Linked DNA regions of Mus musculus: all the other regions are linked to region 2. The links are chromatin loops, found by intact Hi-C in ENCODE. Cell type or tissue: left cerebral cortex. All regions are shown on one strand. Each heading gives the region's core, and the rest is flanking DNA. Links, peaks and the distances in the headings are about the cores only.

The links. Peaks named below come from ENCODE experiments on the same cell type or tissue, not always from the same donor. Only the 100,000 strongest peaks of a DNase experiment are listed, where the experiment ranks them.
Region 1: it touches region 2 in a loop (2.1-fold over the local background); 5 of 42 quality-filtered maps call a loop at or near these places.
Region 3: it touches region 2 in a loop (3-fold over the local background); 6 of 42 quality-filtered maps call a loop at or near these places.

What each region holds. Positions count from the first base shown.
Region 1 is chr2:33,967,531-33,978,206 of GRCm38, forward strand. The region is part of intron 3 of Gm13404 (a long non-coding RNA gene); the gene reads left to right. Among named protein-coding and RNA genes, the nearest start is that of Gm39793, 10 kb to the left of the region's middle. In left cerebral cortex, for the core only: a CTCF peak has its summit at 6,057 (motif pointing right); DNase peaks (open chromatin) are centred at 6,065 and 8,414.
Region 2 is chr2:34,365,878-34,376,553 of GRCm38, forward strand. It overlaps Pbx3 (pre B cell leukemia homeobox 3), which reads right to left and starts at 6,168. Exons shown (of 9, transcript NM_016768.2): 1 at 5,844-6,168; 2 at 4,947-5,020. The coding sequence starts at 6,043. In left cerebral cortex, for the core only: no CTCF peak of the experiment used is centred there; DNase peaks (open chromatin) are centred at 5,271, 5,968, 6,383, 6,913 and 2 more places; H3K4me3 peaks cover 3,172 bases; H3K27ac peaks cover 1,394 bases.
Region 3 is chr2:34,514,432-34,525,107 of GRCm38, forward strand. Mapkap1 (mitogen-activated protein kinase associated protein 1) reads left to right here. Exons shown (of 12, transcript NM_177345.4): 6 at 4,242-4,418. Among named protein-coding and RNA genes, the nearest start is that of Gm34178, 55 kb to the right of the region's middle. In left cerebral cortex, for the core only: a CTCF peak has its summit at 5,306 (motif pointing left); a DNase peak (open chromatin) is centred at 5,313.

The sequences.
Region 1 (10,676 bases), core at 1,546-9,545, 400 kb before region 2:
ATGCAGAGTCATGCAGTCTGAGCACTCAGGAGGTGAAGACAGGAGGCTCTCTGGAATTTGCTGGCCAGGGACATCTGGCTGGTCAGTGAGCTCTGAGTTCAGTGAGAGTCCATGAAGGGAGGAGAATGCCTGATGCCAAATTCTGGCTGCAACACACTCACATGCACTTAAACACACACACACACACACACACACACACACACACATACCCCTCCACATGTCTGTATACTCACACAAAGAGCATGAGAGCCAAGCACAGTCCGAAGTCAGAAGCTCCAGTCTTGCACCTGGGTCTCAGAGGACTGGAAAGTGACTATTTCCCTCCTATGGAGTGACTCTGGTCTCAAGCAGAAGGTGGGACATCTGGGGGTCACTGGCAGTCCTAATGCTTCTTCCTTTTAGGGTGCAGTGTTTGAGGGCCCTCGGCTGTCTCCGTCCTCAGCCATAAGCACCTGGCTGACGAGGCTGCGGGGGATCTTGCTTTTTCTTTGCTTTCCTGCGGGACAGGCTGCTCTGGGTGGTGAGTCCAGAGTGGACAGTCATCGGAGGCTCTGAGGGAACCAGGCAAGTGAGGAACATGAGGCCAAGGACAACGGCACTGTCCAGACAACAAGCCCCTGTCCTGTGAGCGCCCTGCTCCCTGCTTAATGCCCCCTCTTTCTCCTCCTCAAAGATGAGGGTCCATCCCCAGTGATGGACCAAGCACATCATTTGAGAGTCAGGGAGGTCTGGGCTCAAAACCTTCACTTGGTGTAATGTTCTCAGCCTTAGTTTCCCCAGCTGTTAGATGGGAGCATATTGTAGGTGTTCTTTCAATTCAGGAATTCCATCCCAGACCCCATTCTCTTAGCTTCCTGTGGGCCCAGCTGGCTCTGCCCAGTTTCTGAAACCACGGCTTTTTGGCTGGTATCCAGACACCTCACCCACTCCTTGGTGTGGGCACCTCCATAGCGAGCCAGTTTCCCACAAGCACCTGACTGCTGAGACCTCCAGTTCCTCCAGCCCAACCTGGCTGACCTGCAACACAAAGTTTGCCCATCAAGAGCCCACAGGCTGGTGTGGATGGGTGAGAAACATAACCCACTCCTCACAAACCCAGGTGACCTCCAGGGCCCTCTGAGACCTCCCATGCAGAGGTCCAGTGGCGGGGACTGTACACACATCACCTTATGGTCCCACCACAGTCCTTGCACCCTCACCCCCACTATGCAGCTGATAAAACTAAACCTGTGTAGGTGACCTAGGACACTGAAGGTGACATAGCTGTCACTCATGGACTCCAGTCTGAGCACATTTGAGGGCCAACCTCGCCTTCTGGGTTCTGCAGAGTTGCTACTTGGCTGATTAATGAAAGGCTATGATAGGCACCTATTACTTCCAAGCAGGGTTCAGCCCATTTGCCTTCTTTGGTTTTTCCTTTGCTGCTCATTTGTGGAGCAACTCAAACTCATAGCTCAAGTAGAACCCCAAAACCTGTGATTCCTTGTATTTAATGTTAAGTTCCACTTGCCTTTTTCCTTTTTCATGCTCTTTTTTAAAATATCTTACCTAACATTAATTTACTCCTCCATTCACTGATGCATGCACCTATTTGTTAATTCACTCATTCATCAGTTCTCTCATTCATTAATTCATCCAGCCATTTATTTATTCATTCAGCAATCACTAAGGACCCATGTCTTTGATGGAAGCTTTGAGTAGCCAAACCCAATCCAACATGTGATGGGAGCTGGTGACCGGGTCTGGCACAACTACAGCCACATGTCCTGCAGATAGAGCACCCTGCAAGTCCCTTACACAGCAGTGTGAGACTGAGGACCTTAGGGTTGTGGCCTCAGTTTGCCAGAGGAGGAGTGAGGCCAGCAGTAATCATCACACAGCATCCCTGGTGTGCTGCCCTGGGTTGGGCTAACTCACCACACCCCAGCCCTGTAGTTCCTGCTGCACTGCCTGCTCTCCACCCTCCACCCTTCCTTCTGTCCTGCACCAGGGGGACTGTCCTGGAACACAAGTCTGATGCTGTCGCTTAGCCTCAAAAAAATCCAGTGATTGCGCTGAAAGAGGACTCAGTCACTAAACGCTGGCTGCACAGGCATGGCTCCCTGAGTTCAGACATGGCCACAGCACTTGCCATGACAACACAGGGGAGATGAAGACAGGAGTTGCTGGGACTCACTGGCCAGCCAGTGTAACCCACTGTGGTGGTTGGGATAAGAATGGACCCCATTGGCTCATATGCTCCAATGACACACACATCACCACAATCCCCACCATAATTATAATAGACTAAGTCTCTGACTGTAAGCCAGTCCCCAATTAAATGCTTTCTCTTGTAAGAGTTTCCTCAGTTATAATCTCTTCACAGCAACAGGACAGTGACTGAAACACCTACTTAGTGAGCTCTAGGCTAATGAGAGGCCTTGTCTCAGTAAACAAGATGGCAAGCCAGCCAGGTGGCTCAGCAAAGAAAGGTGCTTTCTGAGACCTCCAGTTCCTCCAGCCCAACCTGGCTGACCTGCAACACAAGGTTGGCCCATCAGGAGCCTACAGGCTGGTGTGGATGGGTGAGAAACATAACCCACTCCTCACAAACCCAGGTGACCTCCAGGGCCCTCTGAGACCTCCCAAGCAGAGGTCCAGCAAGAAAGCTTGCTGACTTGAGTTTGATCTCAGGATCCAGAAAGTGCAAGGCGAGAACTGACTCCTTCTAGTTGTCCTCTGACCTCAACACATAAGAACGCACGAGCACACACGCACACTCACACGCACACACACACATACGGTGTCTTCCTAATGCCTAACCACTTTAAGCCTAAACCATGAACTTGCCTTTCAAGGCCTTTCCTGGCCCAGAGCCAGCATATCCACTGCCACAGCTACAGGATCTGAACCTGCTGCTAGTAAGCTAGTTTGTCATGACAATGGACCACACAAGTGGATTCAATCAGATATTTGTGTTTCAATGTTCTGAAGGCTGATGGTCTGAGATGAGAGGGTCAGGGTAGTCAATTCCTCCTGAGGCCTCTCCATCTGGCCATGACTAGCTATTACCTCCTTTTGATGTCTCCCACAGCCCACTTCTGCATATGTCCTCACTTCTTTTTCATATCAATACAGTGATACTGGATTAGGAACTACCCCTAATAAACTACCCCTTATTCTGAAGTCATTCCTATTTTAAAGAACTGTGTGTGATAACAGTCCCATCCTGAGAAGTTGGAGTAAAGATGTCCACATATGAGTTGCAGTGAAGGACAGTTTAGCTGGAAACAATAAAGGATGGCTACAGTGAACGACAGTTTTGCTGGTTACAATAAAGGATGGCTTATGGAACACTCTGAACAGTTCCCATTCTTGGAAAGTCTCAGTAATGTCAGTCAATATCCCCATGCTAACTGTCATCTTCACTACCCTCTGCCTGTTCTCAGCTTAAGCCATCTCCCTTGGGGACTGTATCAGGTCCCCAGGCCACCGTTTAGGCTGTGTCTTCTTCCTGATATGCCCACTTCTGGTCTCCACTCACCCAAATCCTTCCTGTCTTAAGAGGCTAGCCTTGCCAGTTGCTGAATTTAAGGGCTCTGGCAGTTCATGTCTGAGGCCCTGTTTGACAATCCTTCCATCTAATGGGTATAAGGAGATTTGGCTTCTTAGTTTTCGATCTGAACTTTTGCTTTACAATATAGAAATAGGAAGTATTTTTCTTTCTGGTTATAAAACAATGTGTTCTTAGTTTGTAAAAACCTATAAAGCACACTTTCTTTAAAAAGAAAGCCAAAAAAATCATCTTACAGTAATATATTTTTGTTTGTCTTGTTTTTGAGACAGGTTTCATGTAGCCCGGATGGGTCTCAAACTTACTATATAGCTAAAGATAACCTTGAACTTCTGATCCTCCTGTCTTCAGCTCCCAGGTATTGTGATTACAGGCAGGCACCTTTACCCCTTTTTCAATAGGTTCTAGGGATCAAACCTGGGGCTTCATGGTTATTGGGGAAACAGTTTACCAACTGAGCCCCAGCCCCAGCCATGATGAGTAAGTTTTTGATGTTGTGGCTTATGTCTTCCTGGAAATTTTCATAGGCTTGAATGTAGTATGTACATGAGGCTTTTCCCCTTGATTCTAGAGTAATGGATTGCAAGGTGAACCCCAGGGTTAACTGCCAAGTTCCAAGGTGTATTAAACATCTATGTCCATGTACAGTGTGCATCCTAAAACACACACACCTATTAGGATCAAGGAAATATGGTATGGTTGAGAATATGGCCTCAGGCTGCTAACCCTGAGCCCCAAGTTCAACCCCAGAACTCATGGGAAAATCTGGATAATCTGGTAGGCATCTGCAATCCCAGAATGTCTATGGTGGGATAGAAAGTGCAGGCAAAAGAATCAGCCAGAAATTCTAAGGCCAGCCAGCTTCTGCAAGATGCCTTCAGAGGCTGCTGTGTAGTGTGCACGCTGGGTGCACAAAAGAGTGCATGGATTGGGAGGTATGTGAGGGCGTGTGTAACTATAGATAGATTCTGGAGGGGTCTGTGTGCATAGGTACGCATGCATGCTCAGTTTTCTGTATATAGCATCTGTGCCCCCACGGGTGTTTTTAATGGTGGTCTGTCTTTGTGTCTCTGAGTCTGTATAACTATATGAGCCTGGATCACTCAGTACAGCAGAAGTGGGAGAACCTGTTTCAACTTTGTAAGGGAACCAACTTCTAAACATCTGACTTACACACATGTGTGCACACCCACATTCACATGGACACCATGCACAGAGCAAGAAGGAAAGGAAAAAGGTGTAGGGGGAAGTATATATTACAGAATGAGAATCTATGAGTTCTATAGTTAGAAGGGGAGTTGTTTTATCTTAGGATCTGAGACCTTGCTGTGTTGTGCCAGATAACCTTGAACCCCTGTGCTCAAAAGATCTCCTGCTGCAGTTTCCCAGTAGCTGAGCTTATAAGTGCCAGGCTCATGAACACTGCCTTGGGGTCTTTGTTTAACAAAGCTTATCCATAATTCCACATCAATAAATGAACAGTACTACTGTTGGTTTTAGTGGCTGCATAGTACTCCATAAAACTGATCTCTCATGGTGAAGTTGTCCCCAGCTATTGTGCACGGGTCACCAGCCTGGAGCACAGGGACCCTGGGAATCATTGGTGAGCAATCATTTCTCAGTAACTGCCGTTACTGTGAGCCTGAAGTCATGTGACTCTGCCACTGTGCACTTGGCCTGGGCTTTTCAAAGCTCCCAATTTGGTGTTTCAGGCCCAGCCTGCATGGTCCAGGTCCCCCATCCTTTCATCTTCGCATACCCTCTGCTGGTTGGTTCTTGGCTCTAGGCACACTTTGATCTTCACATGCAAACCTTTTCTCACCTCAGCGCCTTTGCATGTGCTACTCAGACACCCTCTCCAGGAAGCCTTCTATGGTGAATCCCTCCTCGAGCGAGGCTCCACTGGCCTTTCTTAGGACACATGACATACTTATCATTAGGGTAAATCAGGAAATTGCCAGCACTCAAGTTCTGAAGTTATGCTGTAGGCAATTTCTGAGGGTTGACTACTACAGACCCGAGGTTCCATCCCTTCCATTGAGCGGTGGCATTTTAGGACAGGGACCTATCTGCAGTGCTCATTGTGGCATTATCCCAGCACTGTACCTGAGCACAGACTGCCTCACCTGTCAATATAATGAGTAAATGAATAGTGAGGTTCAGAGTGAATTTGAGGCTTTAAATGCCTTAGCATAGTCTAGGCTAGCATGGGGGTGGGGTGGGGGTCACCCACCTTCCACTTGGCACTAATCACTGGGAGCAGAAACACGGACCAAGGCGGGTTGAGGCTGGGTGTACACCCTAGTCACTGTGGCTCCAAGGCTATACCCAGTCTCACTTTGAAATGGCCCAGCAACAGCTGGGTTCCTCTAGATAGAGAGCAGAGGCCAAGTACATGGGGAGAGGCCTGGGTGCTGCCTCTTACCAGTCTCTTCCCCCTCCTCCTCCACCACCACCACCAACCTGGTGGTTCAGGCTTGTAGCTGGTGCACTGTGCACTTATGGCCACAAGGTGGCAGTGTTGGCACCACCTGGGCTCTGGGAGGCACAGGGCAGCCAGCTCCTGCAAGATGCCTTCTGAGGCTGCTGTGCAGTGTGCATGCTGGGTGCACAAAAGAGTGCATGAGTTGGGAGGTATGTGAGGGAGCGTGTAACTATAGATAGTAGATTCTGCAGGGGTCTGTGTGCATAGGTATGCATGCATGCTTAGTTTTCTGTATGTAGCGTCTGTGCCCCCATGGGTGTTTTTAATGGTGGTCTGTCTTTGTGTCTCTGAATCTGTATAACTATATGATCTAAGAACGTTCAGGGGAGACAGTGTTTGTATGTAAAAGCATTGTGGTTCTGATGTGCACCTGTAGGGTAAGTGGTTCTGTGAGAGAGGAGAGGACAGCTTGAGGCTGTGTTAACATCAAGGCCAGGGACTCTTGGGGCTCTCTTTCCCCCTGCCTAGGACCTTCTCCTCCATACATAGCTGTTCTAATTCTGACCCTCAGAGCCTGGAGCTGGGGCCTCACTGGTTGCACCCCACTTCAGATGCTGCGTTTCAACCTCCCCTACGTCTTTCTCTGAGCCTCCTTCCTCCAGCCATGGAGACTGTGGCAACAGAGCTTCACCTAAGGCACTCTGAGTACACATAGTAGGCTGACAGCCTTCAGATGGCATGCAGCGGGCACTCTGAGTACACATAGTAGGCTGACAGCCTTTAGATGGCATGCAGCAGGGACCACCCCAGCTCCTCACTGAGAAAAGTCACTCTTATCACTAGGGTCCTGGGTCCTCTAGTCCCTCAGAGCTGATGTCAGTGTGTTCTATCTTCACTTAGTGGTGCCCAAGACAGAGTTCTGCCTGTCCCCCCAGGGGACTAGGTCTTAGATTCGGTGTCCCAGGCTTTGGGAAGACCTGGGGATGCCACTAGCTCCTTCTCTTGGTCCCATCTCTTATCCTGTGCAGGCAGATCACAGTTCCCTTCCAGCTTTCTCCCTCCCCCTGCCAGGCGAGGGCCCAGAGTGGCATGTCTGGCTATGTCTAGCCACCCTTCCCCCCATGGTTATTAATGATTGGGTATTAGGCAAGCGGCACTATCGATTCTGGCGCGGGCAGCTCCAGGTCGGGGTAATTTATGGAAACACCGGTGTCCCTGGTGATAAATAATGAGGTGATCGTGAGGATGGGTCACTAGTGAGTGACTTCCACCTTATACCCTGTCCACTAACACACCAGCTCATAAATGGAGGAAAGGGGGAGAGGCCCAGTAAGCTGGAAAGACAAAGGATGCTTTGGTGATGTGCGCCTCCAGAGGACAAGGGGAAGCAGAGACATGGCTCTGTGGGGTCCAGGCGGGCGGCGGGAGCTGGTGGGAAAGGGAAGAGAAATACAAAGAAGGCAGAGTGGAAAGACTGGGGAAGAGAAACAGTGGGGGCAGGAGACACGGAGGAAAACATGGGGTGGGAGAGGAATGAGAGACAAACAGGGCAAAGGAGAGGGGGACGGAAGAGGCCCGAGGCTGCACAGGGTGAGGACAGCAAGGGCAGAAACAAAGAGGGAAGACGAGCAATTAAGGCCAGCCACTCCTCGAGAGGACTGTACACAGGGTCGGTGCTGTGGTCTAACTGTGAATGCCCCGAGACACCCGGACTGTGTACCCTCCAGGCAGGCTTTGGATCCCACCTCTCTCCTGGGCCCAGCTGTGTAACCTTAAACAGGTCACTTCCTCTTGATGAGGACAACTGATCCACCCAGGTGAGAGACAGAACCACGCAGCTAGCTCAGTGCACTTGGGACCCAGTGCCAGGCCTTGGGGTGCATGGGTCAGTGATAGCGGGGTTCTTTCTGATGGAGTCATGTGAGCACGTCATGTGACAATAACTCTAATGAGTGGACAGAATGTCCAGTTAGCCACACATAAAGCAGGGAGAAGCCATGAGAGTAGCAGACTGAACCGCCTCAGAGGGGCACCTCCCAGAGGTGAGGTTTGATTTGGGCCTGGACTTACACAGGGGAGAGAATCACTCCTAGGGATAGAAACATTACGTGATGATGCTTTCAAGGTTGGAAGGAAGGCCACCGGGGCCTAGATTGGAGTCTCTAGTGCACCAGCCTCCCCAATCCCACACCTCCACACACCAAATCCACCAGCTTTAACTTGGTTATCTCCAGGGCTGAAGAACTCATTACTACTCTTGAGAAAATCTAATTCTGAAAATGACCTTTTTTATTTTTTTCTTTCTTTTACAATTTCCCTTCGTCCCCAGTTTAGCCTCTCCCTCCTCTCGCTGCCCACTCCCGCCCCCACGCTCTGATTGACAGGTAGCTGCCCCACTTGGCTGCTGTTGACAATGCTTCCGGTCTGGGTCTGGCGCATCGCCCTGTCTTGGGCAGAGCCAGGGATGGGGATACTGTTCCTTCTTTCTGGATCAATAGCGCTCACTTTGGTCCGCCCCTGCTTGGGACTTCTTGGACAAGGGTCACTTGCTGCCTCTCTTCCTGTCTGCCGTCTTTTCTGGCTGGAAAAGAATATCAAGCACAGTCTGCAGGCTGACCTGAGAAGTACACCCGATCTGCGTCCCCCTGGGTGGTATCTTGACCCTGCTGCCTGCTGATCAGGTGACTGTGCACGGGGCCCCAGTGTCTTCTATGTGCAGGGTGCCTAGCACCAGAGAAAACTGCAGTATTTGTCTGCTCTCAGGACCCCTCCCACACTTCCTTTCCTATATTCTTGAGTAGCCGAGGTTTCTCCTTCATGTCCGGGACTCATGTTCCAGAGCCTACCGTGATCGTCACATGGCTCTGCGCCCTGGTTCTGGGCCACCCTAGGTCAACACCCTCATGTTCTTTCCTAGCCTGAACCTGTGGGACCTTCCCACAATAAGGAGACGTCAAGTGGCCTAGGCCACCATGTCGGTAGTTTCCCTTGCTTGTGTCCCTTTGTGGAAGTCTGTTCCTAGAGACTTCTCATCACTTTTTGGCTTCACGCCTCAGCCTTCCTTCATGCTGGAAGGCAGGGTGCAGGCCTATCCGGTATGGGCTCTTCTTAGCAACTGCTCTCCTGGGATCACCATGGCTCTCTGTTAGGGGCTTCTAGAACATTCCTTCTATTCTTCATTGAGCTACTAAACTCAACCAGTACTGCTACTATTTCTGATCCCAGCAGCTAATTAACATTTTGTCTCCCCATTTTACAGATATCTGTGGTACGAAGTCATGGCTACACATCATGTACATCTTATAAAGGACGGTCCCAGGCAACTGTTAACAGGCACTGATATCTTACAGGGCTGGTGTTATCCGCTGGGAAGTGGATGGGCTATGAAGCCTTTGGACCCTAAGCAGAGACAGTACCTCAATCAGTTAAGGATGGGTGGGGCCTACATCCCATAGGGATGTGAGGAAGTGGGTAGATCTATGTAGCTGGAAGGCCTGGGAGAAATGTAGTCCTGTCCGCTGTGGAGTGGGGACTCAGGCCAGTCAACTGGGAGAGAGGCCGTTTGTGAGGTCTCAGGGTAGATCTAGCGTTCAGGATGCTGGAGAACAGGCATTCCTGGGTCGTCGGTGTTTGCTGCATCCTAGTGTTGGGTCTGGAGGCACTTGGTACCAGGCAGATGCAGGGAGGACACAAGCCTGGGCTGAGAAAGGACAAGGGGCCTGAGGGTATGGAGGAGGTGAGCTGAGGCCGTATACAGAGCCTGGAGACTTGTGGAGCTGGAAGAGGGACAGGCATCAGGGTGAGCAACAGGGACCTGTGAGCGGGCTGCGGCGTGGGATGAGGAAGCATGGAGGTAGACATCACTCCAGGGCTCACAGGAGTCTCCAGATCCCTTCCTGTTTTCCAACATGTCAGGGGCACTTCAGGGACTCACTTGCTCCTTGTCTTCCCAAGGCTACCTGGCTGATGGCAGAGGCAGGCAAGCGTCACAGCAGGTGTATGGGTCTCTCTGTTTTGGATCCCACAGCCCAGCTTGGTGGTCCCCCGGCACATAGTAGGCTCCTTCTCTCGGCTTGCTGAATCTCCTTTCCTTGCAGTCAGTGCAGCCAGCACCCCCTACCCCCAATTCCACCCCTACCCCAGCTCAGCCACCTACTGTGCCCCAGCACTGGGTGCTCTAAGCTGTCTGCCTCCCTCCCACAGAGGAGCTGTGGCGCTGCTGTCTGTCCTATGCTGTGTCCTGGCTCCGTGGAGGCCCGCGGTCACTGGTCACCATGGCTGAATGCCGAAAGGACAAACAGGCTACCTGTGACCCTCCAGGTTGAACAGGGGGGAACTGACTGAGTGGCGCCTGCTGCTGGGCCCCAGGCCCCTCCCAGGCCCTCGGCACCCCCGCCCCCAACGGCTTTGTTCCCGACCTCAAACCACAGGGAGAATAAAGTTTGTGAAATATTAGTTTAATAAGACATGCGACTACTATTAAGGATCCAAGGGTTCTTATTTATTATTCATGGGGCCTCGTGATTTAGGGGCAAGTGGGTCCGCAGAGGCTCTGCTTGGCCGCCTCAATGGCAGCCAACCCTCCCCACTGCGCCTGGCTTCCACCACCCTCTCCCCCTACATCTGCCCACACTGCAGTGCTCACAAGGACCCTCTATCCTCACCAGGTGTGGAGCGGGGGTGGGAGTGGGGGCAAGG
Region 2 (10,676 bases), core at 1,060-9,059:
TCACTATTTGTGTTAAAATATATTTTTTATTGAATATATTTAAAGATCCTCCCATTTTAAAGGTATATCTGCATGATACTTCAAGCCAGACAGTTCTAAAACAGCTTGGCAATGACAATTTGTCCAGGTTTTCTACCAACAGATTGAGTGTATTATTGTTTAAGAATGAAAGAGGAAATAAAATAAAATCAGACAAATGTCAGTCTTTTACATCCTTCAAAACCTCCTACAAAACCTCCAGTAAGCATCACAAATCTAAAAAATCTAAAAAATTGACAAAATACTCTTAAATGGCTTTAAGAAAAATATATTGATAAAGCAATATAATTTATGACCTTCCTAACATACACTGACTTTGTGTTTTTCCTGGTTAATCACTTAATATTCCCAATATAAACAGACCATAATGTATTCCTAAAATTGGTATAAAATTTGAACTAATAAAGGCCCATTACTATTCAAATCACAAAAATTCTGAGAAAGCAGGAGTAATAGAGAAAATAAGATTGGCCAACTGTTGCCATTATTGAAGGTAAACAATGTTTAAAATTCTCTTCTTTCCATATATGTGTATCTATTATTGTTGCCATATATACATATTGTATGTATACATGTATGTATATATGTGGGAATGTGGTATTGTTGCTGTTGTCTATAATAAGTAGCTCTTAAAAGCTGGAAAATTCACTCATCAAAACAGAAACATTATACATATATGTATAATGCAATTGCTTTCAAAACTTTGGAGCAAATGGTAACTATACTGGATATAATACAAGATCAATTTAAAATATATAGTAAATACAGAACCATTTAGACTCAGAAACAACAATTTTCATATTTCTTTGCTAAATGTTTACTTAATGACTGATCTGATTTTTATACATTGAAAATTAAAAGAATAACACAGCACTGTAACAATAAAAAAGGTAGCAAAATTTTACATGGAAGTCTTAAAAAAAAAAAAAGAGGCCAGAAAAAGATGCAAATGAAACACTAAAAATGTAGGGTGCAAATTAAATGGAAGGGTTAAACTAAGAGTACCTACCCTGTCCTCCTGAAAACTACTCACACTTTTAGCCATAAAGGTAAAAGGTTAAAACATTTCATATACTAAATGAGTATAAAACTCATTTATAAACTACATTCTTTCCTAGTTCTGATATCTAAAATTCCTATGACTTTCTCAAGATGGATTCTTTTAAAAGTACAGCATTTATAATAGTCATTTTCTTTTCTTGAAACATAAAAAATCCTTCAACCAGCCCAACCAGCCAAGCAGGCCTTTCTCTTCCCCTGCGGACACCTCCTGCAGTAGAGAAGTTCATTAAGTTTTATGATCTTCCCAAGTCAGTCCTGCTTATAAGCCTCACAAAGCCTACAAATCTGGCAAACCATCACGTCTGCCATTAGACATTACTAGTAAATGAACACTATTTAGGGTTTGTGGTGGCAATAAATCAGAGCTTGGTTGGCAGCTATCAACAATGTGTATTTTAACCTAGCATTGTAAAAGGAAAGGTTATGTTGATTTTTTTAATATACACAATTTTTTCACAATATCAGTATTTCGATCATATAATAAATTGCTATATTTGTACACATTAAAAATATTTTCCTTGAAAAAATGTTTCCTTTATTTTTGAAGGTATATTGTTTCACAAAGGAAACACTTCACAGACAAGATTAAAGTAGACACAAATAGTTCAGTGAGTATACCAACAGAAGTATGGGTCCTTACTTCATCAGAGATATTTAATAAGCAAAGGGTGGTAACATGATTTTGTTATCATCCTAAAGAAAACCGTAGCCCGTCAACTACGATCTTCCTTGCTTACATAGTTTAAAACAGACACATATCTCGATTTTAAAGTGTGTAACTTTAGTTGCCTCTAAAATGTATAAATGTCACAACTCAACAATGAAAAACCTTTCTGCCCCAAAATAACTGCACAATAAATTTTATAACAGAATATACTGTTTTTTAAAAAAACAATCATCTTATAGTAAAAGTATAGTTTCCTTACTTCTGAACAAGAAAATAATATAATTGTGGCAGATTGCCCATTTATCTGTCAAAGGGGGAAAAAATGCCTTTTCATATTTGGTAGGGAAGAAATAAAATGTTTTCCAAACTAAGTCCCTTGTGTGCATCAAAACTGGCAGTATTCACCGTCTGATCAGAAACCTCAAAATCTACCAGCAGTTCTACAAAGACATGATTTTTTTTTTTTAATGATTTTGTCTTATTTTAAAAGAAAACCAAAACTAAAATCACACTGTCCACTGACAGTGGCAGTTCCCACCCACCACCCCTTTAGTTCACAACTTGTCAGCCCCCTCCCTCCCCTTCACTATGCAGAATAGAGTCATCACATAATATTCCTGATTTATATTCACAAATGACTAGATGAACTTTCTGTGGGTAATTAATCCTTATGTATTATGATAATAGATTAATAAAATTATTTAAAGAGAAAGTATTAAGTAGCATACACATATTCCCTAACACTTATTTTCTAAGTTCATAATGTCTCTAAAGCAGGGCTGCAAAAGCAGGCAAGGGATAGGCCCTGGAATGTGCTGCCCAGCTTTCTCTGCTTTGGTAACACTAATGTCTACACAGCTGTTTTATTTCAAATTGAGGGCTGAGTCTAGCGATCCTGTCTCCTTCTAAGACTGGGTTTAGAGCATGAGGCAGAGCTATGGATAGTAGGGGAGAAAGGAGAAGAGAGAGAGAGCTTCACCCCATCAATCACTCAGTACTTAAATCCCATCCCTCTCGAGCTCAGAGAGGCAGGCAAGAGGATGCCTCTGCCCAGACAGCCGCCTTCACTGTCGGCTGCTGGCTTTTTATAAAAAAGATAACCTGCAAACTTAGGTCGCAGGTCAACGCACAAAAAGAGGATCTAATTTACAAGTTATCACTGAAAGCCCAAGAAACAATTTTCAAAACACAGAAATTTCTTTTGTCTGCTCTCTCCTGGTTGTTAAATAGCAATAGCCCTACCAAAGCTCTCTCTGACCATAATCCCAGACTCTGAAAAGACTTGTTTCTTTTCCTAACTCACCTTTGACATGTCGTTGACTACGCTTTCCTTTCAGAATGGTGTAACTAAGTCCTGTGCAAATAAGCAACTGGAAGACTAACACTTCTTAATTGAATTTCTCCTGCTGATAAGTGTTCAAACATGAAATGCTGTGTAGTTCTGTGTGGTTAGACCAAAACTATAAAGGGACAGAAAATAAATACAAATCATAAAGAAGGGTGTTCTTGCTAGAGAAGAGCATCAATTCCCTCTCTTTAGTAATATAGTGCCATATAAAATTGAATCAATCTTAATATTCACAACACAGTCAATATTCCAGTGCTTAGCTGTCAGCACGAACTGGAGTGGAGCCCTGATAGCAAGAAAACCCTTAGAAATTAAGCAACATAAATGTCCTAAGAGTATATACTTTTATTCACCCAAATTAAAGCCTTCAAGGTTCAATGCTGGACATCTTTATAGTTAGATTAAAATCATCTAACATCTTAAATCATAAGGTGCTCAAAAGGTGGTTAAAATCAATATATAATAAGTCAATAATTTAAAACGACTTGGTTTTCAAAATGTAAAGTGTATCACCAAAAAACAAAAAACAATCATTAAAAAAAATCATGGCATGAATGAAAAGCAAATAAGGTTATTTCTTTAAGCTCTCAATATTTACTAATAACTCTGGTTTAGCATACATACATTAAGAGAAAGCAATAAACCATCATCTTCCCTGGCTTACTTTTAGGAATATGAATAGTACCTGTTTAAATAGAGTATAACTTAACTTCCTGCCTAACAGTCCTAGGCAGTATATTATTATTTGTAAAATCAACTCAAAGACAGCCAAACATTGAAACATTAAAACAGCCTTAGTTGGAAAATGCAATATACTGGACTTGATTGTTTTTCTTCTTTGCCTCAATTTACAAAGGGGCAACTTTAAAAAGCAATACAACCCAACACATACAACCACAAATAAATCAATCAATGGTAAAGCTTGACTGATGGAGGGTTGTTTTTTTTTTTAACCATATACAGGAAAGATAACTAAACACAAACTAAAACATGTAAAACATATGTATATATATGCACTTTAGCTTTACCCTTAAGTCAAGAGTAAAAATACCTTAAATAGAAAAAGTCTGACAAGAAAGTTAAACTATAAGGAACTGTCAAAAATTTTCCCTACTCTGTATCAGCAATTTTCATTCTAGCACTTCTGCAAACCTATCCTACTCCTGCCCTGAACTTCAGAATGTTTGTTTCATCAGGATCTGTGGACATCTTTCTTTATACATTGAAGCTCAGTTTTACAAGTGTAGCAGTTGTAAGACGGAGGCTATAATAGAAGTACTAATAGGCATGATACATTGTATATGCCTAAGCACATGATTTTCCTTCCTGGATTCCTAAAAATCTTCCCACCTAAAGCACCAAGTCCAGGGTATTACTGAGGTGTGTTCGGTTGTGACTTCTACCAGTAGAACCGAAGCTTAAAACTGTCTAAGTAAAACAAAGTTCTAGTGACGCCTCTCCAGGGGAACCGGTCCCTGGCATCCAGTCTCCCACCGCTCCTTTTAAAAAATGCTACACAGGCAAAAAGAGATAGGAGAGGGCAACTAGCTAGAGCCCCCTCCCCGACTGAAACCAGGGACTACCTCCTAGGGAACTGCGACCCAGCTCCATTCTCATATACACTTCATTTAGTACCAAAGCAGAATTGAGAAATAGACTCCAGATTTATTGCAGGTTTGTTTTTTTTTTCTCAAGATCAGGAGGTGGGAAGCAAAGAATGATCAAAGATGGCGGTGCCCAAAAGCAGCAGCTCTCAACTGGAGAGTCGAAGGAGTAGATCTGACCCCACCTCGGGGGTCTCCAGGCCCACTGTGAGCAGCAGAGTCTTACCTGTTTTCTCTTTGATCTCACACAAGACGCTGAAGAGCGCCGGTTTCATTCTGTGACAGTTCAGAGCATGTTTCCTAAAAAACAAATAGCAAAACACAAAGGTATTAGCATCACCTATTGGAATAATATGGCGCCTTCCTTTAAGTTAGACCCAAGATTTAAAACCGGCCCCCAGTTTGGAAAAGCTCCTTTGAACCACGGGAAGTCAACAAAAACTCAAGTTTACTAGTTCGCAACTGGCGGCAAGCTCTAGCGGCTGAGAGCTCCAGCCCGATAGCAGCGTGACCCATCTGCTGGCTCGACAGAAGCCTCGGCGTACACAGGAGTGACCCGTGCATGAGGCTCCGCTCCGGGGGCCGCGGCGGGACCCAAGGGACCAGACCGGAGCGGAGGGAACCCCAACGCCCAAGCTCCACAAGAGGAGCGGGCGCAGCGGCCAGCGGGCGGCTAATAATCAGCGGGTGACAGCTCCGCAAAGTTTGCCAAGCGGCCCTCCCTCTAGAGAACTTGGCGCTCCCGCACAGGGTTGTGCGGGGAAGCAGCCGGTCACCCCGGACTGGGCCGAGGGGAGTGGGTGCCCGGAGTCTGGGCAGGCGGAGAAAGTTGCACTTCCCTGCGGTGCGGCCACGGACCCGGCTGGGACGCGGAGCGCGCTGGGGTCCGAGCGGGAGGTTTAAATCTGGGGAGGGGGGCGGGCAGCAGGGCACGGACGAAGCAATGATCGAGTTTGTCCCGAGCCCGGCGAGCAACTTTGCCCGCGCGATGGGGGACACAGCAAGTGCCCGGCGGGCGGAGAAAGTTCCCGCCCGCAACTGAGGCCCGGGTCCCGGGAGCCAGCCGGGACCCGAGCCCGGCTCCCGTACACACACAAAAGATGCTTAATGAGACGACACCAACTTTGCTTGCGCCTCGTCCAAGCTCTGGTCGGTGATGGTCATGATCTGGTGGAGGATGTCGCCGATGTCCTGCTTCCTGCCGTCGCCGTCCGCCCCTTCGTGGCCGTGAGGGGGAGGCGGCAGAGCCATACCCCCCTGGACCGAGTGGCCGGCCAGGTTCACCCCGGCCAGAGTCTGCAGCATCCTGGATTGATCGTCCATCCCGCCGCGCGCGGGCGGGAGCGGGCGGCGGCGGCGGAGGCGAAGGCTGAGGCGGCGGCGGCGGCAGCGGCGGCGGCGGCGAGGGAGGAGAAGAAAGAGGGGGAGGGGGAGGGGGAGGCGGCCGCGCGCTCCCCGCCCGCGCGGGAGGGGGCGGCCTGGCCCGGCGCGGCCCGCGACTGAGGGGACGCGGACCGGCGTCCGGCTCCGGCTTCCGCCGCGGAGGAGACTGAGGACAGCGGCGGGCGGAAGCGGCGCGCTCGCCGGCGGAGGCGGAGGCGGTGGTGCCCGCTGCCCTCACGCGGCCGCCGCGCTGCCTCCTCAGCGCCCCTCGCCGCGCCGGGCGGCCCCGCACAACTTGGTCCTCAGCGCCAGCCGAGTTGCCGGGACGCCGCGGCCGCCGCCGCCCGCGCCAGCCAGAACGGTCCCCTCCCTCAGCCGCCTGCCGCCGCCGCCGCCGCCTCAACCGGGCGGGATCGGAGCACCGGCGGCCCCGAGGGAGGGAGCGGCGGCGGCGGCGGCGGGCTGCGGAGGAGGAGGAGAAGGAGGCCGACGGGCGGGCCGCGGGGAGCGAGAGGGGCGGAGGAGGAAAGTTTGGGAGCGGGCGGGCCGGCGCGGCGGGGACACGGAGCCCGGTGGAGGGCCCCGGCGGGCCGCACGCCGGGCGGACAGCAGATTGATGAGGCGGGAGAACTCGCCGCCGCCACCTCCGGTGCCGCGCACCCAGTCAGCAGCCGCTGTGGACCGGGCTCGAAGGCCGCTCGGCTGAGGGATTGACAGGCTGCCAGTGCCACTCACTCACTGCGGCCCCGGCGCCCGCGGGGGGAGGGGCAGGGAGAGCTGAAGGGCGGGGGAGCGCCCCGGATGCCCCGCCTCCGGAGGCGGAGCCTTCTCTCATTGGGCTTTGCGCCTCCCGCCGCCGCCACTGGCCCCGCCCCTAGAACGCAGCCCGTCCCCTCTGGCCTCTGCTGTGGGGTGCCTGAGAGCCAGCCCGGGAGCCTTATGGGCTACTCGCGCCGGCACTCCACAGATGGTCGGTCAGTCCAGCCAGCAAAGTGTTGTCCCCGGATCCTGCTCCTTCCCTATTATTAGCAGTTGGGGACTTAGAGGTGTTATATAGGACCGAATAAAGTGTACCCGTAGCCGACAGCGTGGTCCCCCATTGCATGAGATGAGCTTCACGCCTCGGACAGTGCCTGGGATACTTTCCCGCTCTTCATATCAAGAGGTGGTACCCTCTGGGCACAAGGCCTCAAGCACAGGGCCAATCGCATTGCGCTCAGCGCCGAACGAGGCGGGACAGAGCCAAGAAAGGGTTGTCCCAATTGGAGCGTTCGAAAGTCCTGGGCTGAGACCGGGAAAAGGGTCTAAAAGCCCTGCCCGTCCCACGGTCGCTATGGTAACCCGAACTCAGCACAAGGAGTTAGCGCTGGCAGTAGGGCCTTGCGCTGTCTGTCCCTCAAGGAGTGACCAGTTAGAATGGGAGCCTGTGGTTTCGCATGGACAGAGCTCTTCTCTGAAAAGCTAGCAAATGGAAAGGTCACAGAAACATGTCACCTGGAGAGAGTGAAATCCAGGACTATTTTCTAAGCTAACTGCGCTTTGCACACTCGACGAGTCCTGGAGATCCGGGGACTACCCTGGCAGGTGTGCGGAACCTGCGGAGAGCGAGACAATAGTCTTACAGACAAGTTTGTTTAGAAATGGACTGGACTGACAAATTGACCCCTTCGGCTGTAGTCAACTTCACCTAACAGATTTACATACCTGTAACACCTCTTCATCCATTATACTTCTGCCCAAGAGAGACTAAAGACTTAAACGGTGTTGGAATCCGCACCTACACCTCCGGTGGAGTCTTGAGGCTGATCTTGTCCTCATCTCTCAGGCTGAGGATTCAACATGATCTCATTTTAAACCCATGGAGATGACCCTAGGTTAAGTGTTTAACTGGTGGCTCTTACCTCTAAACGTTCCTTTCTCAGACTCAATAAGCGATCTTACCTGAAACTAAAAATAGAGGTGTGAGGAGATGAAAAATGGCTGTTACTCTGCAGGGTTGAATGTAGGACAAGCAGTTCTTTAAATGCCAGATGGAGTCTTGGAATAAAGCAGGCTACTCAGTTCCAGGTTCTTTCCTTCGTATGTTGAGTGTGATTTTAAATACTCCCCACTGCAAAGCTAACAGCCAAACTCACAGGCCAGGCAAGCTACAAGGCTTACCAACTGCACAGCTGCTGGGGAAGGAGTTCCAGACAATCTACCTTGCTTAAGTCCAAAGAGCCTCCTTTGAGTTCATTAATATTCTCTGCTCTTGTGTGTGTCAAGTTGCTGATTCTTCAAGTACTCATTATGAGTTACAGCCATCATTGATTGGATTTTCTCTACTCTAAACTTGTTTTTCAAACTGTCACCAAATCCTTTCGTGCTTTTTTTTTTTTTTTTTTTTTTGGTATAAAGGAATGAGAGAGCAAGGGAGATGTAAAATTCGCAGAATTTTATCTGAAAGATGCTGCAAGCTCTAAGATTCCTTCCAGCTCTGAAATTCAATGATCCTGTGAGTCACTATTAGGCCTCCTTCCTGCCCTCCTTCTAGGCTCATAATCTTGACTAATCAGTCATGAGGATGAGGCTAATTAGCAATGGGGATTTATGGTTATTCCTAGCCTGCTCCAAACAATGAGTTATGTAAGCAAAGCAACGTATATAAAAATGTAAATAAAATTAAAGAAACACTTAAGCAAATAAAGACAATTGGGAACTATGGGCTATGTAAACAAAGTAGAACATAAAAACATAAATTAGAATTAAGGAAGCACTTAAGCAAATGCCAGCAATTAGGAATAAAACAAACTTGTTAAATGCTTGACATCTGCAGCTAGGTTACGGCACACACCTCTAAATCTGTGGTCATTTGGAGGAATGGAATCCTGATATTTCTGCAGTGAGATCAGACAGACCTTTAGCTTAGGAGGCTTCCCATTTGGTTATTATTATGATGATGATAAGTGAGAAAAGCCAGTAGGTCCTAGCAGGGTTTCCTTCACAGGCTCACTGGCAATTGCGGTCGAGATAAAGTGTATTTTGTAAAGATATTTTTTATTTTTTATGTGTATAGGTGTTTTGTCTACATGTACATCTGTTAGACCATCTGTGAGCCAGGTGTCCATGGAGGACAGAAGAGGGTGGCAGATTCCCTTGGGACTGGAGTTACAGGCAGCTTTAATATGGCATGTAGATCCTGAGAATCAAACCAGGGTCTTTTGGAAGAGCAACCATGATTCTTAACCACTGAGCTACTGCTGTAGTCACCTCTCTCCTTTCTCTTCTCTTCTCTTCTCTTCTCTTCTCTTCTCTTCTCTTCTCTTCTCTTCTCTTCTCTTCTCTTCTCTCTCTCTCTCTCTCTCTCTCTCTCTCTCTCTCTCACTGTTGCTGGCTGTTTGTTTGTTTGTTTGTTTGTTTGTTTGTTTTAACCCAAGATCTTGCGTATACCCTGGGCCGGCTTGATTCACTATGTACCTAAGGATGGCCTTGAGCTTCTGCTCTTCCTGCATTTAACCTCCAGAATGCTAATGGTTTATGCTCTGTTAGGGGTGAAATCCAGGCATCCTGCCTGCTAAGCAAGCCATCCACCACCTGAGCTACACCCCAGACCCCCATACCTGAGGTTGCCTTACCTCTGTTCAGTAATGTAAGTCATAGTCATGCCTTCACAGATTAATAGACTAGACCCTCCCTAAGTGCCTGAGTCTCTCTTTACTGTTTCTAAAGTAGTGATTACTTTAAAAGTCAAGGAAAATGTAATTTACTTTTGGCAAGTGGACATTCTTGTAACATTAACAGTGACAAAGTAGTATTAAGGGCAAAGTGTTTTAAGATGTGACTTCAATATGTAACTGGCTTGGTTTAAGGAAGAAAAAATAGAACTTAGCTGGCTAAGAAAAAAAATATGTTGTTGTTTTTTAAGTTATTTGTTTATTTTATCTGTATGAATATACTGTAGCTGTCTTCACACACCAGAAGAGAACATTGGATCCCATTACAGATGGCTGTGAGCCACCATGTGGTTACTGGGAATTGAACTCAGGACCTCCGGAAGAGCAGCAAGTGCTCTTAATTGCTGAGCCATATCTCCAGAACCACCACCACCCTTTTTTTTTTTTCCTTTTATTTGTGCATATATGTGTGGTATATGGATATCAAGTTTCTTCAGGTATTCTAGCCCATACCCATATATACCCATATAAAGTCCAAAGTAAAATGTAGTGTGTCCTGAATTGTTGCTCACCACCTTATCCCTTTTAGGCAGGGCCTCTCACAGAACCTGGAGCTAAGCTGATGGTCAGCAAGCTCCAGAGATCTTTTCCCACACACACTGCCGCTATGGCTGTAGGAATTCACAAGCATGCTTAGCTTTTTACATGAGTTCTAGATATTTGAACTAAGGTCCTCTTCCCTACCACACCATCTCCCAAAACTGTTAGATTCTCTAAGTTGCCATTTTAGAAAAACTCTCAGTGCTTATTGTCTATGTTGATTAGTTCTTCACAACCCTAGCCTTAAACTGGGAAGAAAGACTCAACTTCAGAACTGCCTCCATCAGACAAGGCTGTGGACATGTTTATGGGATGTTGTC
Region 3 (10,676 bases), core at 1,599-9,598, 150 kb after region 2:
GCTCAGGGTTCAAAGCCCCATCCTCTTGCCAATTGGCTGTCTCTTCTCCCAGGCCTACCCATTGTTAGAACTCAGTCTCTTGTTTCTCTCTTCCTGCTTGTTAGTCTGGATTATCTATCCTCAGGTACCAGTCAGACAGGAATGTAGACTTGACTGCCTCCTTGCTTTCTGTGCCTTGTTGTAACCAGAAGAATAAGACTTGTTGAAGAAATCTTGCAAAATGAGAATCCTTTTTCATGCTAGACACTACAATGAATAAAGTAATTTAATCTTTATAAGACCCTTGTGCAGCAGATAGGATTATTTCCTTTGTAATTGCAGAGTTTGATCGTGTAGTGAGCTCTTAGAACCTGCGGCTGTGCTGAGAAATAGTAAGGCACACATGCGGCTGCAGCACTGGAAGTTGGAGGTTAGGAAGGTAACTTGCTGCAGACTTTTCCTAACTCTCTTATAAGAAAATGAAAAGGAGAATAGGACATTTGGAAAGTACAGAAGGTAGAAAGAAAAACTCCACATGACAAATGTTTCCATAGCCTTTGAAGACCCTTTGTACAGTTTATAGTCTTTGTGAACACTACTCAATTGTTTATATAGTTGCAATCATTATACTGTTTTTAATCCATCAAAAAAATGGGATGTTGGTACTCATATCTTGAAGTGCCGTCCTCTACTTAAGAATCCATGCGTGGTGGTACATGTGCTTGCAATGTCAGCACTCTGGTTGCAGAAGCAAGGAGAGGTGGGAGCTTAAGCCCAGCTTTGGCTATATCGAAAGTTTAAGGCCAGCCTGGGTTGCTTGAGACCCTGCCTGAAAAAATATCCTTTCACCTTGACTTGTGCTGCTTTCTCCCTTATCTGAAGCTGCGGTCTCTGGCGTGTATAATGCCCAGAGCTCCCTACAAGATCAGCTGATAGCTTCACCCCTCTTCTAGTTAACACATACCTCATTTATATTATCTTACTTTTGTTCAGAGTGAGTCCATCTACTTATTCATGTACTTGCTCATTTAACAAATATTTGTTAAGTACTTCTAAGTGCCAGCCCTTTTCCTCTTCAGTAAGCATGAAGAGCGCATGTTCTTTGGGAGTGTAGATGCATGAGTAGGGAAAAGGAGCTGTGCGGCCACAGAAGGTTAGAAATAGTGACCAGATGCCAGAAAGTAGATGTACTTGGATTCTGACAGAGATCAAATGATTGTACAGAAATCAAAAAACCCATTCTCGGGCAAGGTGGAGCTCAGAGAGATTTGGTTAGTCATCATGAAGAGCAGGTGTCGGCCATTCAGATGGAGCCCCAAGAGAGGGCCTGTGGGATCTGTAGACGCCTTTAGCAGGGACCACAGCTGCTTTCTTTCCCCTCCCATTTCAAAATACCACCAGTTTCTGCTTTGATCAATGAGTTGCGGAACAGAGGTGACAAAGCCTTAGTCCTCTCCACCCTCTATGTCTATGAACCAGCTCATCACAGGCTTCCTTCTCTGTGTCTCCTTTCCCCAGTTGTAGATGTGAGGAGGGTCACATAAATCTCTCCAAGTTCCTCATTAAAAAGAACAACAAAAATTAACGTGTCATGGTTCCTTCTCAGACACCAACTAATCACCTTGAGAAATCTTGACAGCATGGCTTTGGCCCCAGGACTGGTGGGGGTCAAGGGATTCTTGGTTGCCTGGGTTTGAATGTCAGCTCTGAAATTTATGTGCCATCCAATGTTAAACAAGCCACTTTGCCTCAGTCAGCCTCAGTTTCCTAGTATTTAAAATAGAAACACTGACTGATCCTACTGTGAGATATGAAATTTTTCTTGGTGGCTGTGTCAAAGCCAGTTTACCCAGAGTGTGGTACACAATGCCCAGTGTGTATCGCTAGTGACATTGTTGTGCCTTAGGAGCTCTTCAGGAGGCATCCTAAGCAGCTCCACAAGAGAGAAAACAACAGTAACTTCTGTCAGAGGATGATTTCTTTGTGGAGGCACAAGGGAACCAACCAGCGGGTAGTAGAGTGGAATGTTTAGTTACGATCTCCTTAGATTTTTAGTTGAAGGCTTAGAACCTTGTTTGCTGCTAAACTCTGCTCATGCCCTCACTTGTGCCATACAAGAGGAGTCCTCCTTAGGATGGACAGAGTAAACACAGTGTAGATACTTTTGAATGAGTTACTTGCTAGTTTGTATTTCAGGATTGGTGAGCCATACCCTTTGGTTTACTCTCAGACCTTAGCTTCTGGTATTCATTGAATTTGTTTTTGTGGGGACTCAGGAGTGTCCCATGACAATCAAAGCAGGATTCTTCTGATATTAGCATTGGGCTTTCTGCCTTGATACCTTGAACTTCTGTGGTATTGGGGAATCAGACATCTCTCAGATTGATTTGCATGGCAAAAAATAATCTGTGCTGTCTCTTGCTTGTCCTATCCCATCTGCCCTGCTTATAAAACCCTAGAGCTACAGCAGCCCCAAGACTGCAGCATAGCAGCCCCATTAAACTCAGAGAGAGACCTGCCCAGAATGAGCTGCCCTGTTGCTACTCTGTACATCGTTAAGCTGGTTCCCATCTGACCTTACTATAGTCATCTCATCTTTAGATTCTGTGTGCTTGCTATAGGATCTATATACATCACTGAATCTAATCCTGAATTAGGACATTAGGACCTTGTTATGGATGTAGAAATGGAAAATAGGACTATTGATGCTTATTCTGAACTCATGTAGCCCAAGAGCCATGGAGCTGATAATTTAACTTGGGTCTCCCATGCCATTTTTGCCTCTAAAGAGCATCTATTTCTGCACACACTTTGTGATAGACAGATTGCTGTAAAAATCTAGGAGTTCCCACACTCAGACAGGAACTTTTTTCTTACCAACATTGCAAACACATGTAATGTAAAGTGACAATGTAAAGTTATCAATCCACTTAGCAGATTTATGTTTCCATTAATTTTCATCTGTCCCTATTACCTGTTTTATACAATAAATACTTCCCAGCCTTGACAGAAACACTGAGTGTAGATTCCCTGAATTAGGCTCTCTCGGTACACAGAGTTGCAGCTAAAGATTGTGAATTAACTGGGAAAATTGCAAATCAGGTAGTCAGTGCAATAATTCATTGTCACATCCAATCAATAAACTTTGTAAATCAACTCATTTAATTCAAAAAATGATCTATATAGATCAAGCAACCAATTAAACAATTAGCATACACTTTGGAATTAATTAATTAAAGCATCAATCACATAATTAAAATTCCAAATTTGAGCTGCAGAATTTAGAGTTCTCCTGCCTTTTGAACTATTAGATTATACTTCTGAAGCTGCCTGCCTTCATGCTAGCAGGCTTGTGATTTCCCAGCCCTCTCTGGAGCACACCAGTGGTTTCAGCATTCATTTATTTACACAGTCACAGGTCTTGTGTATCCCAGGCCTGCTAGCTATGTAGCCAAGGATAACCTTGAACTTGTCATCCTTCTACCTCTACCTTCTAAGTGCTGGGATTAAAATCCTCCACATCTGATTTATGCAGTGCTGAGGATTAGACACAGGACTTTATACATACTCGATGAGCACTCTACCAACTATAGCTAGCCCTAATTTTAACTTGTAAATTGTGTTAGTGTCCTATCAGTATGTATAAATTGCCTTTTTATTGTCCCTCAAGGGGAAAGGTGTTTGTTGATTCTAAAAGGTCAAGACTTCTGGCTGGACATGATAGAGAAACAGAACGTGTCCAGAAGTGGTCCAAGGACCAGGTATGAGCACCAGGGTAAATCATGCCATTTGCTTTTATTCAGCTAAGGTTCTATGGTGTTTGGAATCAGATCTTACCCAAAGAAGCAGCTACTTTTTAAGGAAGGAAGTCTGCGGCTAGTCTTAGTTACCAGGCTTCCCTGGGTGTGCATCAGGGCCTCTCCAGCAGTCCTTTCCCTTTGTTTGCCAGTGTATTCTGTAGTGCTGTACTGGAGTGCTTACTCCCCCTCTGTATTATGAGCTTCCTTTGAGCCAACATTAAATCTCACTTTTCATCTCAAGGACTTAGTTCTAGGTCTTATCTCTAATAAGTGTCCAGTGAATGTTAGAGAAATGACACGTGTGAAAAAGATACTTTTGTCTTTTTAACAAGTGTTAGGGATGCTCAGCATATCCTGGACTGAGGGTAGAGAACAGCAGGGTTGATGTGCTGGCTGGGCCATACTGTCTGGTTACATGTCCCTTCCTGCAGCACTCACTTGCCTTTATGGTTTTGTTTTCAGTGACAATGTCAGTGCCTACTGCCTGCATATTGCTGAGGATGATGGGGAGGTCGACACGGATTTTCCGCCACTGGATTCCAATGAGCCCATTCATAAGTTTGGCTTCAGTACTTTGGCCCTGGTTGAAAAATACTCCTCTCCTGGTCTGACCTCCAAAGAGTCGCTCTTTGTTCGAATGTGAGTACTTCCTTGGTGTGTCACCTGACCTTCTAGCCTTGTTTATCAGGGGAATTATGTGTGTTACCTGGAACATCTGCTCACCTGGTTACTTGCAGAACAATTTGGGAACATGTGCATTGCTGTTTTGTGCTTCTGTACCTAGGACATGTGCAGGACATGTGCAGCCTGTGATAGATCTGGGAACAGCATGTCTACAGATGTCACCTCTGTGAGCAGTGGTGACTAGGAGCCTGGGAAGGAGTATCTGGGTTTGCCCCTTTCTAATCAAGGACACCAGCCTAAATGAAAATGCATATTGTGGCCATTTTTCTATTGTGACTTAAAATACTTTTCTCTCCAACTGGTTCAGACTCTCTTTGTTTTTCCTCTGTTGCCTTCCATTAGACTCTGCCTGCTCTGTGCTTCTGTCAATCTGGGAAAGCCTTAAAACATCATTCTCAGAAAAGTATGTGTACGTACATAAAATAAAATTCATTGGAATATAAAAAGACTCTCTTATATTGAAAATCAACAGATCATTAAATAACTCTATATGTAATGTTATATCTACCTTTATTAATAGATTGCCTAACAAGACCCAAGAGGGGTTCCAACCATCGCTCTTAAAGCCTGTTGATTCAGAGCAGCAATGAGTCTAAGTATTGCTGCCTCAGGAGTCTGCACTATTTGTAGCAGACAGTGGTGTTGCTAAGATGTCTGCGCATCATCTGCAGCAGCAGCTCATTCAGCTCTGAATTGTTGCTTCCACTTTCCATTGAGGAATGCTAAGGCCTGCAGGTGGGACCCGTGCAGCTGCGGGTGAGCCTAACCTAAGTGAGGCTAACCTACACCTCTAATCTCCCTCTCCTGGCTATCTCCTGGGATTAATAGTGATCCCTTTGGCACCCCCTGCTGTTTGAAACCAGCAAACTCTCGTAGTCCTCATGAGAGATTGCGCTGAAGGAGCTCCTCCTGTCCCTTTCAGACAGACTCCTTTGTCTGAGACTTAGGAAGATTGGATTGTGCAGCATGCGATGTGTGAGAATTCTAGGTCTTTCTCCCCTTGAGCAGGAATAGACTCAGGTGCCAGGGGTGAGCTGGGAGCAGCCTCTCCAGCCTCACCAGTGGCTGCCTCATGTCTGCTCTCAAGTCAGATTTGATCTACAAAAGAGCATTATTTTCCCTCCCATTTTCATTTCTGAGGTGCAAAAACAACAGCTTTACAGAACACCTAGAATAATTTTAAATTACATAGTTTTTAAAATAATTTAAAAGTTATGAAGTGATTCTGCCTTCCTAATAAAACTGAGATAACCCTCACATGGACCCATGCATACATACACAGGTGAAACCAGAGGCCAGTACCTTTTTCAGTTGCTTTTCCACCTTAGGCTTAGACAATATCTCAAAAAACCTGGCCCTTAAAATTTTTTGTCTAGGTAGGCTGGCCAGAGAGCTCTCAGGATCTGCCTGTGTTGGTCCATGTCCTCACCCCCACCCCAGATGTGCACCACTGTGTCCAGCGGCAGGCATTTCACACATGGAACAGCTCCTCAGGCTGTCTGATTCCTGTAACCATTTCCAAGGATATAGCAATTACAATTTCATTTGTGTGTTACATTATATTTGCCTAACACTGTAATAGTGTTACGTGTTTCAATACTCTTAATTCCTGTAATCTATAGTTACTTTGTGCCAGAAATCTAGATGGAGACATCTTCTAGGCAGAGAAAAATCTTATTTTCTCATGAAGATCACTACCTAATAAGAACACAGTTGTTAAAAAAACGAAAAACAACAAGACCAAAACCATAAATGTGTTAAGCACCTAAGCATGAACACATGAGGTGCACAGAGTACTGGGCTATCTGCTGGGTTTGGATTTTCTTAAGTAACGACAGTCTTCTGGATTCCTGTGTCCTGTTGAAGTACTTCTTAGGGTCATTGCCTTTAAGTAAGCAGGGTTGTTAGTCAGTGCGTACAAATTAATATTTGTGCTGAGACCTGAACTCAGGACAATATGTGAGGTGAGTGTTCCACTACTGACTTATTCCTCAGCCCAAATTCTGACTTCATTTTCAAGCAGCCTTCTGAAAGATGTACCAACTTAGAAGAAAAGCATCAAGAAACTGCCTTTTTTCTCAGGTGTCTGATGAAATAGTGCAGACTATTTACTCTGTGTGTGTATTGGGCTGAGTGGCCTCCCACCTGCCTATCTGGTCCACATTCTAAGCCTGGGAGACCTTTAGTTAGGAGTCTTCAGAGACATGTCTTGTTTGTGTCAGCAAAGGGAGAAGAGCTTAGCTCCTCCTTTTTGTTTCCTTCCTTTCTTCCTCCCACCTCTGTCTCCTCTAGCAGGAAAAACCCTGAGCTGAAGGTGTTAGGAAAATAGGCTTGACAGTAAGTAGTAAACTAAGGAGCCAACTGTGAAAACTGCCTTTTTTTTTTTTCTTTGAGACAGGGTTTCTCTGTGTAGCCCTGGCTGTCCTGGAACTCACTCTGTAGACCAGGCTGGCCTCGAACTCAGAAATTCGACTGCCTCTGCCTCCCGAGTGCTGGGATTAAAGGCGTGCCCCTGTTTTTATTATGATCAATGTGGAGCTGTGAGAACCAAGGCTGCACAACACTGTTCCCAAGCCTACACGTGACTCTATGTCATATGAAGGGTGATGGTCAGGGAGGGCTACTGGTGTGGTCTTACCTGTCAGGGAGATCCCATTCTTTGAGGGCTGACCTTCAAGCCACTACTCAATTCAGGAAAGGTCATCAAGGCCTTGGAGCCAGTCTGCTCCCAGCCTGACCTTGTCCTTACTGATGTGTTTGATCCTGGTGGATTCCATAAGTTTTTCTGGCTTAGTTACATGGTGATAAATGCTATCAACCTTGCAGGTCAGTAGTAGGTATTAGATAGAAAGCTTGGAACTATGTCTGGTGTGGGTAAGCGTTACCTTTTGTGCTAGCTGCTGTTCCTGTTGTGATTTATTAAAACAGCCCTTAGAGAGGGAGAGCTGGATCCTCTGGACCTCTGGCACCTACACAGCCCCTAGATTGTTCTTGAATTGCTAAGTTTGCTTCAGTACATTTTTCTGCCTCCCTGTCCCCTAGTTAGTATTTTACTGCCTGAAAAGGCCTAATGGAAGTAATTGTCACTGGATGTGGGCAGGTGGTGGACAGACATTGAGGCATGGTAGAATTTCTAATTAGAGTTTGTAGGAGTAGACTTCCTTGGAGATGGCTAAGAAACATCATGGGAGAGAGACACATAGACAGCAAGAGCCAGAATACCAGACTGAAACAATAGCAGTATCATTAGATAGGATAATGCAAAAGGCAAGACCTTGTATAAGCTCCCTGAAGGCTGGACAGAAAAGTAAGTTTCTGTGCCCTCAGCACCCAGTGGAGAACTTTGTGGAGAAGCTATAGGTGAGTCTTCAGGTCTGGGGCTGCCAGTGGGACCGGTGGCAAGCACTGTGTCCTATCTTGCGTAGCCTTCACGACTGTACTGCACTTTGAGTACAGGAAGCTCACTTTTACCTCCCAATGAGATCAAGCACAGGCTGTGAACCTTGGCGGACTTGGGTTCAAGTCTTACTAGCAACTTGCCGTGTGACCTTGGCAATTTTGCTTATCTTATTTTATCTCCTATTAACTCCAGATAACAGAAATAATCTTAAACATAAGTACAAAATTTTCATAAACTTAGGCTCATTGTTCAGCCTTACTTTCTCCAAATTGGTTTTTAATATAGGACTACTTGAATACATACAAATATAAAACTTTGGCTATAAAATTCTATAATGTATTAGCTATAAATTTCTCATTTTTATAAACCTAAAGTATGTCATTAAATACAAGTAAACGATAGTATGGTGATTTGAATATGCTTGGCCCAGGGAGTGGCACTACTGGGAGATGTGGCCTTTTTGGAGGAGGTGTGTCACTGTGGAGTCAGGGCTTTGAGGTAAATTTTACAATCTTGATACCAGTTTTTTGCTAAAAATAAATTGACGTTGGGTTTAGTGAGAGTTTAATTGTTTTACTTGTCAACTTGACTCTTGATTTTTCACTTTCATGGAAATGTCATTGCCATATTATTTTCCTTTTAAAGAATGAATGGGATTTTTAATTACCAGCACATTGTTTTAATTGATTTATAATGTAGTCTTCAAATGTAAGTATTCTCTACTAGAAAATTCTTATTTGCTTTGTCCCATCATACTTGTTGCTACTGTTTTGCCCAGGACTTTTCTATTGTAAAACTGAAACTTCTGTATCCAGAGCAGAGCTGGTCCTCTGGTCACCTTCTCCCATCCCATAAGCCAGGGTAGCTATGGTTCCTGCTTTTGCTGATTGGGCTGCAAAAAAGGTGGGCCCTCCTCCTGAGTGATACCTGGGCACCCATGATTCCAACACCAAAGGATGCACCTTTTTTAGGGGTCAGCCGGCTCCAGTAAAGTACCTTGTGTGCTCTGTGTTCTCACACCATCTTTCTGTTTAGCAAAGTTTGCATAATGAATTTGACCTTTCTTCTCCATTAGTGTTAAATAGCTCTAGCTGCTGCAATGTGAAGCCCCCACATCTCACCAGCTTATCCCAAACATTGCCAGACCTCCTGTGAAGGCTATGTGTCGTGTGGTTTTCGTAGCAATGCTCCATTAGGGTATTGGTTGCCATAGGCATTGCAGAGGTAGTAGGCATGGCTAGGGTTTGTTTGTCAGCCGCTGCTTCTTTCTAACAGGCTGCTTTTCTTTTACTTCTGTCCAATGAGGGCCAGCTGGGTGGAGTGAGAAAGCCATGGAATGAGAATTGGTGATGATCTAAGCATATGCTTATTTATAATATATATATATATATATACACAGAGATAATATATATATATACACAGAGATAATATATATATACACACAGAGATATATATACATATATGTATATAGTGTGTGTAGAGTGATATGAACATATTTATACATTAATTTTTCTTTTAATCTAACCACATATAGGTCTCCATATACATATATATGATTCTTGTATGTGTCTATGATTTTCACTGAGCTAAAATAAAAATCTTCTTTTTTTCTTGAGACAGGGTTTCTCTGTATAGCTCTGGCTATTCTGGAACTCACTTTGTAGACCAGGCTGGCCTTGAACTCAGAAATTCGACTGCCTCTGCCTCCTGAGTGCTGGGACTAAAGGCATGTGCTACCACACCCAGCTAAAATAAAATTCTTAACTTTTAAAACTCAGCTTATAAATTTAATAGTTACTCCTGGAAGGAGGGGCCTATGAACCTAAGAAAATGATACTATGCAGATTAATATTAGGTGGAAGAGAGATTTAATTTTAAGTTCCTTTCATTTTATTCTGCATAAATTATGAATTATTAGATTTTATAATTATTTACATTCTATTTTTATCATTTTCTTCCCTCATCAGACAGAAATGAAAAGAAATAAACCTATTGAGTAAACCAGAGATTATCAGTAGTAAAATAGACTTCATTTATTTGAAGAAAAAAAAAAAAACTTAAGTGGATCCCTGCTGGAAAAAATGTTCTGTGGAAATGAATGTGGAGTTGGATGCCTTCTAATACGCCTTGTAAGTGAAGCCTCAGTCTCCCCCAAATCCAGTAAGCCAAAGACATATCCCAAGACATAGAGCTGCTGTTTGAGGGAGACTAGAGTTCTCTACTAATTTGAAAATTAGAAACTGCTAAGGAAACACACCTTGCCTTCCCAGCCCATGGGTGGATCAACTTCTAAACTACCTGTTGCTTCTGATTGATTTAAGACAGACTGGGTGTGTTCCCTGAACCGCAACCGCTTACCTTAACTACTTTTGAAGAAGCTCTGAGTATAGGTGGACATACTAGAACCGTGGGAAGAAGTAGTAGATGGGAAGGAGGAGGGAGGAAGTGGGTAGGAAAAGCAGGAGAAGTTGATTGTTTCTTGAAACGGGTTCTTTTTTATATAAGGCTGGCCTGGAACTTGGTAAGTAGCCAAAGGAACTTTGAACTCTTAATCCACAACATGCCTGATTTGTATAGTGCTAGATGTCAAACCCAGAACTGTATGCCTTCTAGGTAACTACTACTAGCTGAAAATATAGCCCCAGGATGCTTTTTGTCTGATGTCCAAAACCAGATGAAGAGCTGGATCTCAAATGGTGCCCAGCATCTAGAGAAGTGCTCCTTGCTAGCAGTGACCAAGCCAGGTGGTAGTATAAGAAAGGGACCTGCCTCATCTGCCTGCTTCTACCCACCTCCAACACTGTGCTCATTCA